2 separate regions of the Homo sapiens genome follow, and region 2 is linked to region 1. Evidence: chromatin contacts called from ENCODE Hi-C or POLR2A ChIA-PET data. All regions are on one chromosome and are shown on one strand. Each heading gives the region's core, a stretch centred on a gene start or an enhancer-like site at or near the end of the contact. The rest is flanking DNA. Distances are from core to core; before and after follow the strand shown. Region 1 holds the start of LINC02185 (long intergenic non-protein coding RNA 2185). Region 2 overlaps PARN (poly(A)-specific ribonuclease).

The links. A loop is a pair of places that touch in the nucleus more often than their neighbours do. ChIA-PET counts read pairs that join two places held with the same protein, here RNA polymerase II (POLR2A). Pooled maps may share reads with other maps.
Region 2: a map of ascending aorta shows a loop between it and region 1 (2.3-fold over the local background). The contact joins the enhancer-like site here to the promoter of LINC02185 in region 1. A Hi-C loop is called at or near these places in 1 of 168 maps with a recorded cell type or tissue (ascending aorta) and 2 of 50 pooled maps. POLR2A ChIA-PET finds 5 or more read pairs at or near these places in 1 of 52 experiments (H1).

Annotation. Positions count from the first base shown.
Region 1 is chr16:14,013,088-14,018,745 of GRCh38, reverse strand. LINC02185 (long intergenic non-protein coding RNA 2185) reads left to right here and starts at 2,728. Exons shown (of 3, transcript NR_110909.1): 1 at 2,728-2,884; 2 at 5,288-5,374. It also overlaps a transcript of MRTFB not described here.
Region 2 is chr16:14,526,917-14,532,574 of GRCh38, reverse strand. The region is part of intron 21 of PARN (poly(A)-specific ribonuclease); the gene reads left to right. LOC107984865 (a long non-coding RNA gene) reads left to right here. Exons shown (of 2, transcript XR_001752089.3): 1 at 1-1,521; 2 at 1,658-1,998. Among named protein-coding and RNA genes, the nearest start is that of PARN, 100 kb to the left of the region's middle. RefSeq lists an enhancer at 1-398. Within about 2 kb of position 3,319, at least 13 of the 41 ENCODE cell types and tissues checked have a DNase peak (open chromatin) inside an H3K27ac peak, as active enhancers do.

The sequences.
Region 1 (5,658 bases), core at 1,479-3,978:
ATGATGACTTTGAAAGCGCAATGATCCTGGACTATGGATTCTGTGTGTTAGTGCTGGGGACTGGTGGGGGCTGTGGTGAACCGGAGAATTTTCCAGCTCCAGCTCATGATGCCAGGTGCAAATGGGCCTGGTTTTATCAGACCTGATGTCCCAAGAGAAGCCATACAGCCTGATTTTCATGTGAACTCCTAATTTCTACACATGCATTTATTTATTTACTTTAAGAATAATACGTAGTCCAGAAGATATATCTGTGAGCCAGATACAGAACCATGTTGGATCTAGAATTAATGAGCTCAGTGAAAATAAACAATAAAACTAAAATCATAAAGAGGTTGGTGATGAACACGTGTGTATTTAATATATGCCAAGTACTGTTCTAAGTGCCTTGCCTAAATGAACTCATGTAGGCTTCACTGCAACCCTGTAAAGTTAGATATTATTCCCTTTTTTCTAATTGGGGAAACTGAAGCTCAGAGAGGCCCAAGTTCATGTAGCTATAAGCGGTGGAGCCAGGATTTACAACAAGCAGTGCAGTTCCAGAGCTTGGATTCTTCCAGAAAAGCCCTCTGGATTCCACACTCAGGAAGAGGGGTTATTATCCTAGAGACTGAGGGTGGATTTCAGGAGGCACATGGAATCCTGAAATTCCATATATGTTTTTATGTGGATACAAGAGTGTGTTTTTCTTGGAAAGGAAGCTTTCATAAAGTTCTCAAAGGGAGGCCAAGTACAGTGACTCATGCCTGTAACCCCAGCACTTTGGGAGGTCGAGGCAGGAGGATTGCTTGGGGCCTTGAGTTCAAGACCAATCTGGGCAACATAGCAAGAACCCATTTCTATAGAAAAGTTTTTAAAAAATTAGCCAGACATGGTAGCACATGCCTATTGTCCCAGCTACTTAGAGGCTGAGGCAGGAGGATCACTTGAACCCAGGAGTTTGAGGAGGTTGCAGTGAGCTGTGATCACACAGTGCACTCTAGCCCGGGAGAAAGAGAGAGACCCTGTCTCAAAAAAAAAAAAAAAAAAAAAAATATATATATATATATATATATATACACACACACACACACACACAAATACACACACACACACACATATATACATATATATATATATATATATATATATATATATATATATATATATATACTGTAGTCAGTCAGTTCTCTTTTCGTTGCAAGGGACACAAAACTCATACCATAGAGGTTTCACACGAACAAACACAATTTACATTTCATATAATGAAAAAGCTCAATAATTCAGGCACAACTGGATTCCAGAGCTCAAGTAATAAAATCACAACTCTGTTTCCATTCATCTCTTGTTCCAGTTTTTGCTGCAGGCCATTCTCCAATTCTCTCTTTCTGCTGTTAAGAAGACTGCAGCAGGCCGGGCGCGGTGGCTCACGCCTGTAATCCCAGCATTTTGGGAGGCCGAGGGGGGCGGATCACAAGGTCAGGAGATCGAGACCATCCTGGCTAACATGGTGAAACCCCGTCTCTATTAAAAATACAAAAAATTAGCCGGGTGTGGTGGCGGGCGCCTGTAGTCCCAGCTACTTGGGAGGCTGACGCAGGAGAATGGTGTGAACCCGGGAGGTGGAGCTTGTAGTGAGCCGAGATTGCTCCACTGCACTCCAGCCTGGGCAACAGAGCGAGACTCCGTCTCAAAAAAAAAAAAAAAAAAGAAGAAGACTGCAGCAGCTTTGGCCCAATATCAAGCTAGGTTCTATTTGAAAGGAATATGATTACATCTCAGAAATGCTTGTAAAAGTCTTGTTGCATCTCATTGGCCTAAACTAAATGACATACTCAGAGTTAAACCAATTGCTTATGATGAAGGGAATGTGATGATCTAATTGGCCAATTCTGAATCACATGTTCACATCTGGAGCCAATCAATACCATCCCAACCACCATACGGCCTGGGAATAGGTCAGGGTCTTTTTTTTTTTTTTTTTTTTTTTTTTGAGGCAGAGTTTCCCTCTTGTTACCCACGATGGAGTGCAGTGGTGTGATCTCGGCTCGCCGCAACCTCCGCCTCCTGGGTTCAAGCCATTCTCCTGCCTCAGCCTCCCGAGTACCTGGGATTACAGGCATGCGCCGCCACTCCTGGCTAATTTTTGTATTTTTAGTAGAGACAGCGTTTCTCCATGTTGCTCAGGCTGGTCTCGAACTCCCGACCTCAGGTGATCCACCCACTTCAGGCTCCCAAAGTACTGGGATTACAGGCGTGAGCCACCGCGCCCAGCCTAGGTCAGAGTCCTTTAAGGGAGGTATGAAAGGACCACAAATATCCATCATCGATAGTTACTGATGGAGGGTTATCTACTATGCCTTGGAGAATTGAGTGGGACCCACCTAAAAAAAATCATATTTAAAACCACTGCAAAAGTTGCAAGTTCCATGTCATTTTTTTTTTTCTGACTGGGAGGAGCCTTATTCCAGGGTCTTCTAGGTGTTATTGGTCAGATGGTGACTTGATTGCTGCTCTCTAAATAGAGCTTTCACATCCGAGATGACTCTTCTAACTTTCTACAGAGCTCCCACATCTGTTCCTTCATTTGATCTAAATTTAACAGCATTCCTATGAGTCAGAGAAGTGAAGTAACTTGTTTACAGTCACACAGCCAAGCCAAACTTCCTGCCTCCCAGCTTACAAACAGAGCAGTGGGTCCACCCATCTTGATCCTGGGGTACTGACAAGAAATATTTTGGAGAAGTTAGATAGGGTAGAGGCAGAAGTAGACGCAATTAAACATGAAGGATTGTGAAGGCAAAAGATGAACCAGCCAGCCTAGTCTCTGGATGCATAAGCTCCAAGTGTGGAGGAGACCCGGAGAGAAAAGCAGACTGTTCTCTGTGTTTACCTGTAAGCACAGGTAAGTACAGAACCTTCTGGGAAAGCCCACTGATTTTGGTGGCAACAGCCTTCTTCAAGTGAAGACAGGAGGGAGTGAGCCTGCATCTTTAAGGATCACACAGTCTCATTTTAATTATTAAGTTGCTGCATTATTAACCGATCAGCTGTGTGCGGCAGAAAACCAAGGGTCAGAACTCCAGGGCAACGATCCATTCCTGGTGCCACCTCCAGCCCAGTAGTTTCGAACTCTTCTCGGGGCCCTTTCAGAACTTGATGAATGATAGCGAGACTTCCTTCCAGAAAAGCGCAAAATTTGTCTGCAATTTCAGGATTCGGCTAGGAATACGGCTGCAGGTATTTCCTGCCGGTGTGTTGAGGGGCTTTCCACATCCGGTCTCATGGAGTCCCAGGTCCCCTATATTTCTTGGTCTCTTTCTGAGTAATGATAACTCCTAAAGGTGGATGCAGGGAGAGGAGGAAGGGGAAGAGATGAGGAGGTAGGACTTAACAGCACAGGCCTGAATTATTTGGGGAAGAGAGGAAAATAAAGTTCTCTTTGCTGAATTGCCTTGCACAAGGCACTGGTCAAACAGAACTCTAAGCGGATAGTCCCACGGATGAATGTGCATGCCTGTGTGCATTCGTTTCCAAACTTCAGCCATGCAGAGACACCTCCAAGCCTTTTGTTTCATTTCACTTGCATTGTGGCTGTTTCCCTTTAAAGCAATACACTTACACTTACATTTCTTTCCCAGGGAAACTTTATATTACTACCAGACATGTAGAGCCGCAAATGTTATTTGAAAGGGATTAAACACTCAGAAAACCAAACAATAGTATGAAATCCTAGCTAGCCTCGATAACTGTCCTTCACTCTGAGCCCCAAGATGTACTTTCTATTTAAACAAAAAAAGAGGCAGGGTGTGGGGAGTGTGGAGGTGTTGGGGGATGAGAATAGCAAGGAAAAGAGATGTTAGACACCGAACTGAGAGTTTTTTATTTTTTATTTTTTTGAGATGGAGTCTTGCCCTGTCGCCAGGCTGGAGTGCAGTGGCACGATCTCAGCTCACTACAACCTCCGCCTTCTGGGTTCAAGCAATTCTCCCTGCCTCAGCCTCCTGAGTAGCTGGGATTACAGGCACCCACCACCATGCCCGGCTAATTTTCTTTTTTTCTTTTTTGCATTTTTAGTAGAGACGGGGTTTCACCATGTTGGCCAGGCTGGTCTCGAACTCCTGACCTCAGGTGATCCACCTGTCTTGGCCTCCCAAAGTGCTGAGATTACAGGCGTGAGCCACTGCGCCTGGCTTTTTTTTTTCTTTTTGAGACAAGAGTCTCACCATGTTGCCCATGTTGGAGCGCAGTGGCGCAATCACTGCTCACTGTAGCCTCTGCCTCCCAGGTTCAAGCAATTCTCCTGCCTCAGCCTGCCAAATAGCTGGGACTGTAGGCGTGTGCCACCATGCCCAGCTAACTATTACTATTTTTTTTTAATTTGTAGAGACAAGGTCTCACTATGTTGCCTGGGTTGGTTTCAAACTCCTGGCCTCAAGTGATCCTCCCATCCCAGCCTCCCCAAAGTGCTGGGATTACAGGCATGAGCCACCTTGCCCGGCACTGAGACTCTTGATATTATCAGGACTGAAATGATTGCAAGAAGACTGTCACTTTCTCACCAGTCTTCACTCTTACTTCATTCTCCACGCAATTGGGAAACACCGTGATTTATTTAACAAATATTTATTCAGTTGCCTGCTAAGTGTTCTTGGCCCTAGGGGAGAGGAGGGGAGGGCATGGGGAATAGACATGGGTCCTGCCCTTCTGGAGGGAATATTTTCATGGTGGAGACAGACAAACGACTAAGCGAAAAATAAAATGATTTGAAATGGGGTTGAGTACCGTTTAAAAAACTAACAAGGGGTTACAATAGTGAGTTGTTCAGGCGTGGGAGGTGCGAGGGTGGACTTCACATGCTGGAGGCAAGATCAGGAGGTAATTTGGTCCTCCAGTGAGTGAGACCTGCGTTTCCAATAGAAAAGTCACGTTCAGGGTTGGATTCTTAAGCAGTGGGAAAGTGGTTAGCAGCTGTAACTTGATATCCCAGGCATAATCTGAAGGACACTACAGAGACCTGCTCTTTGCCCCTGATTCAATCAGAAAGCAAAGCAGATGTTGTATTAATAGTTTTCCAGTCCAATGGCCAAGAGAAAACAAAATATGTCATACATGTGGTTGTATTTAAAGGCAAGATTACAACACATGTTCAACAAACGTTCGCTGTTGCTGGAGCAAGGAATTCCATTCGTAATCGCAGCTGAGTTAATCTAATTAACTGCAAATGAAGATGCCTGTTTTCAAGTGCAGCCAACACAGTCAGGGTACACAGTATTTACAATGTTTTCCCCTCTTCTTTCCTTGCAAGGCCGCAACCTGCCATGCTGTTTTTAAATGCCCAAGAGCTGGTGACAAGAGGGTTTCCCTTTGCCATCTGGACCTGATTGCCTTAGAGGTAAAGATTCAATACCCTTAAGAAGTTAGATTCTAAAAGATTATAAATTGGTGCCACTGCTTTTGATTGCAATTGATCAATTTCCGGATAGAGATTGCACAATCCATGAAGACACACAACACTCTCAGAAGTCACTGCTCCATGCTGTGCCCCTCATCCCTGCCTGGGAGCTCGGTATCTCTGCCTCCCACCTTGCTAACCAGCACCTCTGCCTTCACTCAGAGCGCTCAGGACATAGCTGTAAGCCACTCAAAAACAGTTCTTGAAATCTCAAGTTCAATACT
Region 2 (5,658 bases), core at 2,070-4,569, 510 kb before region 1:
TGTGGAGAGAGGTAGACATGGGAGACTTTTCGTTTTGCTCTGTACTAAGAAAAATTCTTATCCTGTTTATCTGTGACCTTGCCCCCAACCCTGTGCTCTCTGAAACATGTGCTGTGTCCACTCAGGGTTAAATGGATTAAGGGCGGTGCAAGATGTGCTTTGTTAAACAGATGCTTGAAGGCAGCATGCTCCTTAAGAGTCATCACCACTCCCTAATCTCAAGTACCCAGGGACACAAACACTGCGGAAGGCCGCAGGGTCCTCTGCCTAGGAAAACCAGAGAACTTCGTTCACTTGTTTATCTGCTGACCTTCCCTTCACTATTGTCCTATGACCCTGCCAAATCCCCCTCTGCGAGAAACACCCAAGAATGAACAATTAAAAAAAAAAAAAAAAAAAATCAGAGTTTGAATCTTGTGCCTTGTATAAACTTTGCTGTCATGTTGGTTGGGGGGATTTATTTATTCTTGGTTAAAGCAAGTTTTATATTTTAATTTAATTTAATTTTTTAAGACAGGATCTCACTCTGACAGGGTCAAGCTGGAGTACAGCAGTGCGATCATAGCTCACTGCAGCCTCGAACTCCTGGGCTGAAGCGATCCTCCTGCCTTAGCCTTCCAAGTAGCTGGGACTATAGGTGCATGCAACCATGCCTGCCTTTTTTTTTTTTTTTTTAAAGAAATGGGATCTTGCTATCTTGGCCAGGTTGAATACAAGTTTTAAAATAAAATATTACATCTAACCAGTTTTCATTGAGAAGTCTGGGGCTTTTGAAAGAATTTCCAAGTATTGAGTACGAAGTTGGTCAACCAAATAGAGCTGCCCTTGGAAAGCATGGTTGTTGTCTGGGGGGGCACCCTCATGGCACTCTTTCCCATGTGTGTAGGATGGCATGGTAGCACAAAGTCAAAAGTAGATGAAATTGACGGACGTACCCAAACAGTTTCTATGTATTTTTAAGCATGGTAGAAGGTTAGTCTTTGCATGTACTCTAGTTCACAGCCTTTTCTAAGAGGCTGAGGCCAAATTGAATTTATCTGGGAACCTGCCACATCTATAAATGCTACATAGGGTAATAAATGGGCCATTGGCTTCCAAGAATCAGTGACAGTGCACTTTAGTTCCTAATTTAGAGTTCATGAAAATTATCCCTTGACAAACAGATTGTGAAAAAGGAAACCCTATTAGATGGATTCATCTGTTTTTTTTTTTTGAGATGGAGTCTTGTGCTGTCACTCAGGCTGGAGTGCGGTGGTGTGATCTCACCTCACTGCAACCTCTGCCTCCCTGCAACCTCTGCGTTCTGGGTTCTAGCAATTCTCCTGCCTCAGCCTGCTGAGTAGCTAGGACTACAGGCACTAACCACAACGCCTGGCTAATTTTTGTATTTTTTGATATAGATGGGGTTTCACTCTGTTGGACAGGCTGTTCTCAAACTCCAAGTGATCTGCCTGCTTCAGCCTCCCAAAGTGCTGGGATTACAGGCATGAGACACCACGCCTGGCCTGCCTTTTGACAAATGTAAGCTGTTGTTTCCACAATGATGTGGGAGTGAGTCAAGGTGGGGGATGGATGGATGGATGGATGGATGGATGGATGAATGAATGAATGCATGCATGAATGAATGAATACAGATAACAAGTGTTTTTGTCTTCAGAGGAAGAGGCAATGTCAGTCTGTCCCACCCAGTAGACTTGGCTTCTCTGCATGGGGGCTACATCTTAGTCATTATTCTACATCCTTGGCATTTGGAATGGTGCTGGCACAGAGCTGGAGAGGGCTTTGAGGAGATGCCCTGGTACAGTCCTTGGGAAGGGGCCAATTCTGGGATAGCCGAGAAGAGAGAGGAGCATGGCACCCAACAGAGTGATGAACGAAGGCGGAAGTTTACGACAGTGTTCACCCAGTGAGGGTTGCACTCCCTCACTGGGTTGTGAAGTCATTTGAATGAATGGTGACCAGCATTTTTAATAAAATGGAAGAAGTTAGAAAATGTCAGTGTGTCTTATATAATATAGTTTTTTTTTTTTAATGTAACCTTTTTTTCAGGGTTCTGTACGTACAGATGTATGTGTGTGTACTGGGTTATAATGCACATGGATTTCTTGTTGAGGGTTATGGTAAACAGAGTTTGAACTCAGGCACTTCAGGAGAAACACAGATTAAAGTCCTCATTTAAAGAAGAATTACTCTTTTCCAGGTGTGCAAAGCACTGTGGCGGGTGTTGGTGGGCTGGGGGGAAGCAGAGGTAACTGGCAGAGCTCTCCCTCCTCAGGTGCTGCCTCTCTCTAGAGTAGCCTGGGGCTTGGGATTCCTGTGGACAGCTTCAGGAAGAAATGCTCATTCCTTCACCCTGTGGTCTCCACAGGTCTGGAGGAGACTTCTGTGCTGCTCACCAAGAGAAGGATGTCGTGATTAAAGCACAGTCCTCTCTCTGTCCACCTTGCTTGGCTCTCCTTGAGGGAGCAGGATGAATAGCTTACCTGATGAGCAGAATCAGGAAGAGTCTGACACCCAAGGGCCATTTGACAAGTGGATGGGGCCACTGCATTGAAGAAGGCAGGCCTGGAAACCAGCTGCTGGGGTCTCTTGGAAGCTGAGATTAAGGAATCGTTTAGAGTTCAGAGGCCTCTTGCAGCTGTCATGATGGGGTCTCGTGGTCTGGATTTCTGGATTTCTGTAGGGATGGTATCACCTATAGGAGGAAGCCCCATTTGGACCTCACACTCAAGATCCTTCTCCAGCACAGTCTACCAAGGAGTCCCATGCTTGAGGGGAACAGGAAGGGGATGCCGAGTCCTCATGGGCTCCATAAGAGGATGATAGTCCTCGTTAGAACCATCAGAGGACGATACTCCCTACCTGCCAACGAGTACCAGTGGGAGTGGTTGTTGGGCCAGTGTCTGATACTTTATTGCTGGCCATCAAATTTGGACTTTGTGAACAGCAGAGAACCTTTTTGCACAGCCAGGGGGATGGATGTGACTCTGATGACATGATAAGGAATTTCTTTCATAGGGCGCAGTGGGCTTCAATGTCAGGGCTGAGAGGCTGGAAGTGGCTGCAGTGTGCCCAGAAGTGGAGCAGTAGCCAGTAGTGACCTACAGTTACTATTCCATTACTGATCTGTGAGGGTGTTTAATTGCTACTGACATTGTTCGGATTTTATGGAAACTAGATTTTCAACTTTGCCATCCATCTGGCTTACAAAACTTGAAATGCTCCAGATGTGACTTTGTATCTTAATTCCTTTTCACCAACCAGAAGGTGGTGCTGTCGTGCTGGCAACCAATCTACCTTTCCAACGCCAAGTAAAACATTGAAATGCTTATTCATGCTAAGTAATGTGGACAGACTTAGCATTCGGATTCGACAGCGTACCTCTCCTGTAGTTGTGGGGAAGCCTTTAGAGTCCGGAGCTGGAGAAGCCTGGCAGAGGGGCCTTGGTTAGGCACTCGCTCAGGGCCACCTTTGCACTCACGGTGAAGTGACACTTTTATAGGAGTCAGGGCGAAGATGTCTGCTGAGTGCTGCTTGATCTGTGTCCAGTCTTCCATGAAACAGTTAAAGAATTATGACTAGAGATGAGAGAAGTTTCTGTAAAGAGAAAATGTTTTTTCTCTCGTTTCTTGCAGGGAAAGATCTCTACCTAGAGGAAAACTCATGAATCCAGTTTATAAGAAATACTTATAAAGTAATCATTAGTAATTAAAGTGATTAATTGAATACTCAACTAGTTGAAATATCCAAACAATCTCTCGAGTTATTTTAGCCGCTTGAAGGAAATAAAATCGGTGGTGTTTGATGTAACCTGAGTCCTTAGCTCCAGAGGTTAAAGTGGAGAAGAGAAAATTCATTTTACCAGGCTGGGGAGAATTCAGTGAGGTTATGAAGGTAAAGTTCTCGACATAGTGCCTGGCATTAGCTGCTCGGTAAATGTCCACTTTCCCCCCCACATCAGTCTATTCAGAAATCCAGACAATAAAATATCACAGAGTCAAGTTTGTAAAAAAGATGTATTGCTGCATCATGGAGACTGTGTGAGTGTGAAGCTCTTGGTGTTTGTATGATCGGCTTGCAAAATGACAGCATGTCCCTCAGGTAGGGCCATGTTTGTTGCCCTAAGTGACTTGCAGGTCTTCACCTGTCTGTACCTTTTAAACAAGAGACAAAACCTGCTGCCAGAATGATTTTTAGTTGTCTTTCCTTTTCTTTCCCATGGCTTCCTACAGTTGGGTTGCCGTTCTAATTAATCTCTTATCAGTGCAGTCAGGGGTCTCCTTTGGAGCCTCTTGTGGGGGTCCCACTTCAGTAGTTACTAGAGCAGCTTTCTGTTACAGAGGTTAACTTTTGAGTAGGTTCATAAGGAATGTGAGAATTCCACAGGCACAGGAGAAGTTTGCTGTAAGGTGAAGTTGTACTCATTAGGGCTATGGATTTATTCTGACACTCAGTTTGAGCAGCTGGTTTGGGCATGGTTTTAAAAATACAGTCAGTCCTCATTATTCACAGATTCTGTATTTGTGAATTCAGATATTCAATTTTTTGTAACCCACAATTCAGTTTTCACGTGCTTTTGTGGTCATCCCCAGGGATATGCAGGTTGGGAAAATTTTGTATTGCCCAACATGTGCTTCCAGCCAAAGCTGAAGGAGACTGCACTCTGCCTTCCAGTTTCTGCTCTTGGGCTGTAAACACGGCTCCTTTTCACAGGCTTTTAGTGCCAGTTTTTTGTTTTGAATTTTTGTCCTTTTTATTAGTGATTTTGCTGTTGAAAATGACCCCAAAGCATAGTGTTAGAGGGATACCCAGTGTTCCTGAATGCAAGAAGGATGTGAGGTGCCTTACAGAGAAAACACGTGTTAGATGAGCTTTGTTCACACATGAGTTAAAGTGCTCTTGGCCATGAGTTCAGTGTTAATGAATCAACAGTATATTAACTAAGATGTCTTTAAACAGAAACACACATAAAACAAGATAATATATTGATCGGTTGATGAACATGTGATCAGAGGTTTGTAGGACCCTAATCTTGTATTTCCCTAGAAACAATGACTCAGCATTTGCTAATTCAGCTTTCATGACGTCAAAAAGAAAAAAATTATGACAGATTTTGTTTAAAAATCTTGATTGGCTTTATTTGCAGTTCTGGAATGGGACAACAACTCATTCCATAAAATAGAATGAGCGTTCCAATGAGCTGGGCAGAGGAGGTTGGTTTTATAGATAGAGAAGGGTTGAAGAAAGCAGAAACAGAAAACAAAAAGCAGATTGGTCATTTCATAGTTGCTTTCCTTGTAAAGGTTAAAGCAGAGGGAACTCAATTTATCATGTCGTCAGGTAAAACTGGCTTGTTTGGAGATTCAGCTGTTTACTCTCATTTGGATTCCCCACAAGGTCATATAGAGAAATTAGTTTCAGCTTGGTGACATGGAACTTTAAGAGTGACTCCATTTCAGTTAGGTCTGTTGGGCCTAGTGCAGGAGCTCAGTCCAAACCATTGACCTCTATACATTTTATTTAACAATGGAGACTTTATAGAATATAGCTGCAAGACTGGAGTGTTTGTTGTTCTCTGCCTTCCTTTCTTCACCAGGGTGTTTGACCCAAAGCCATTAGGAAGAGGATTTCTGGGCTGTCTACTTTTTATTTGCTTTT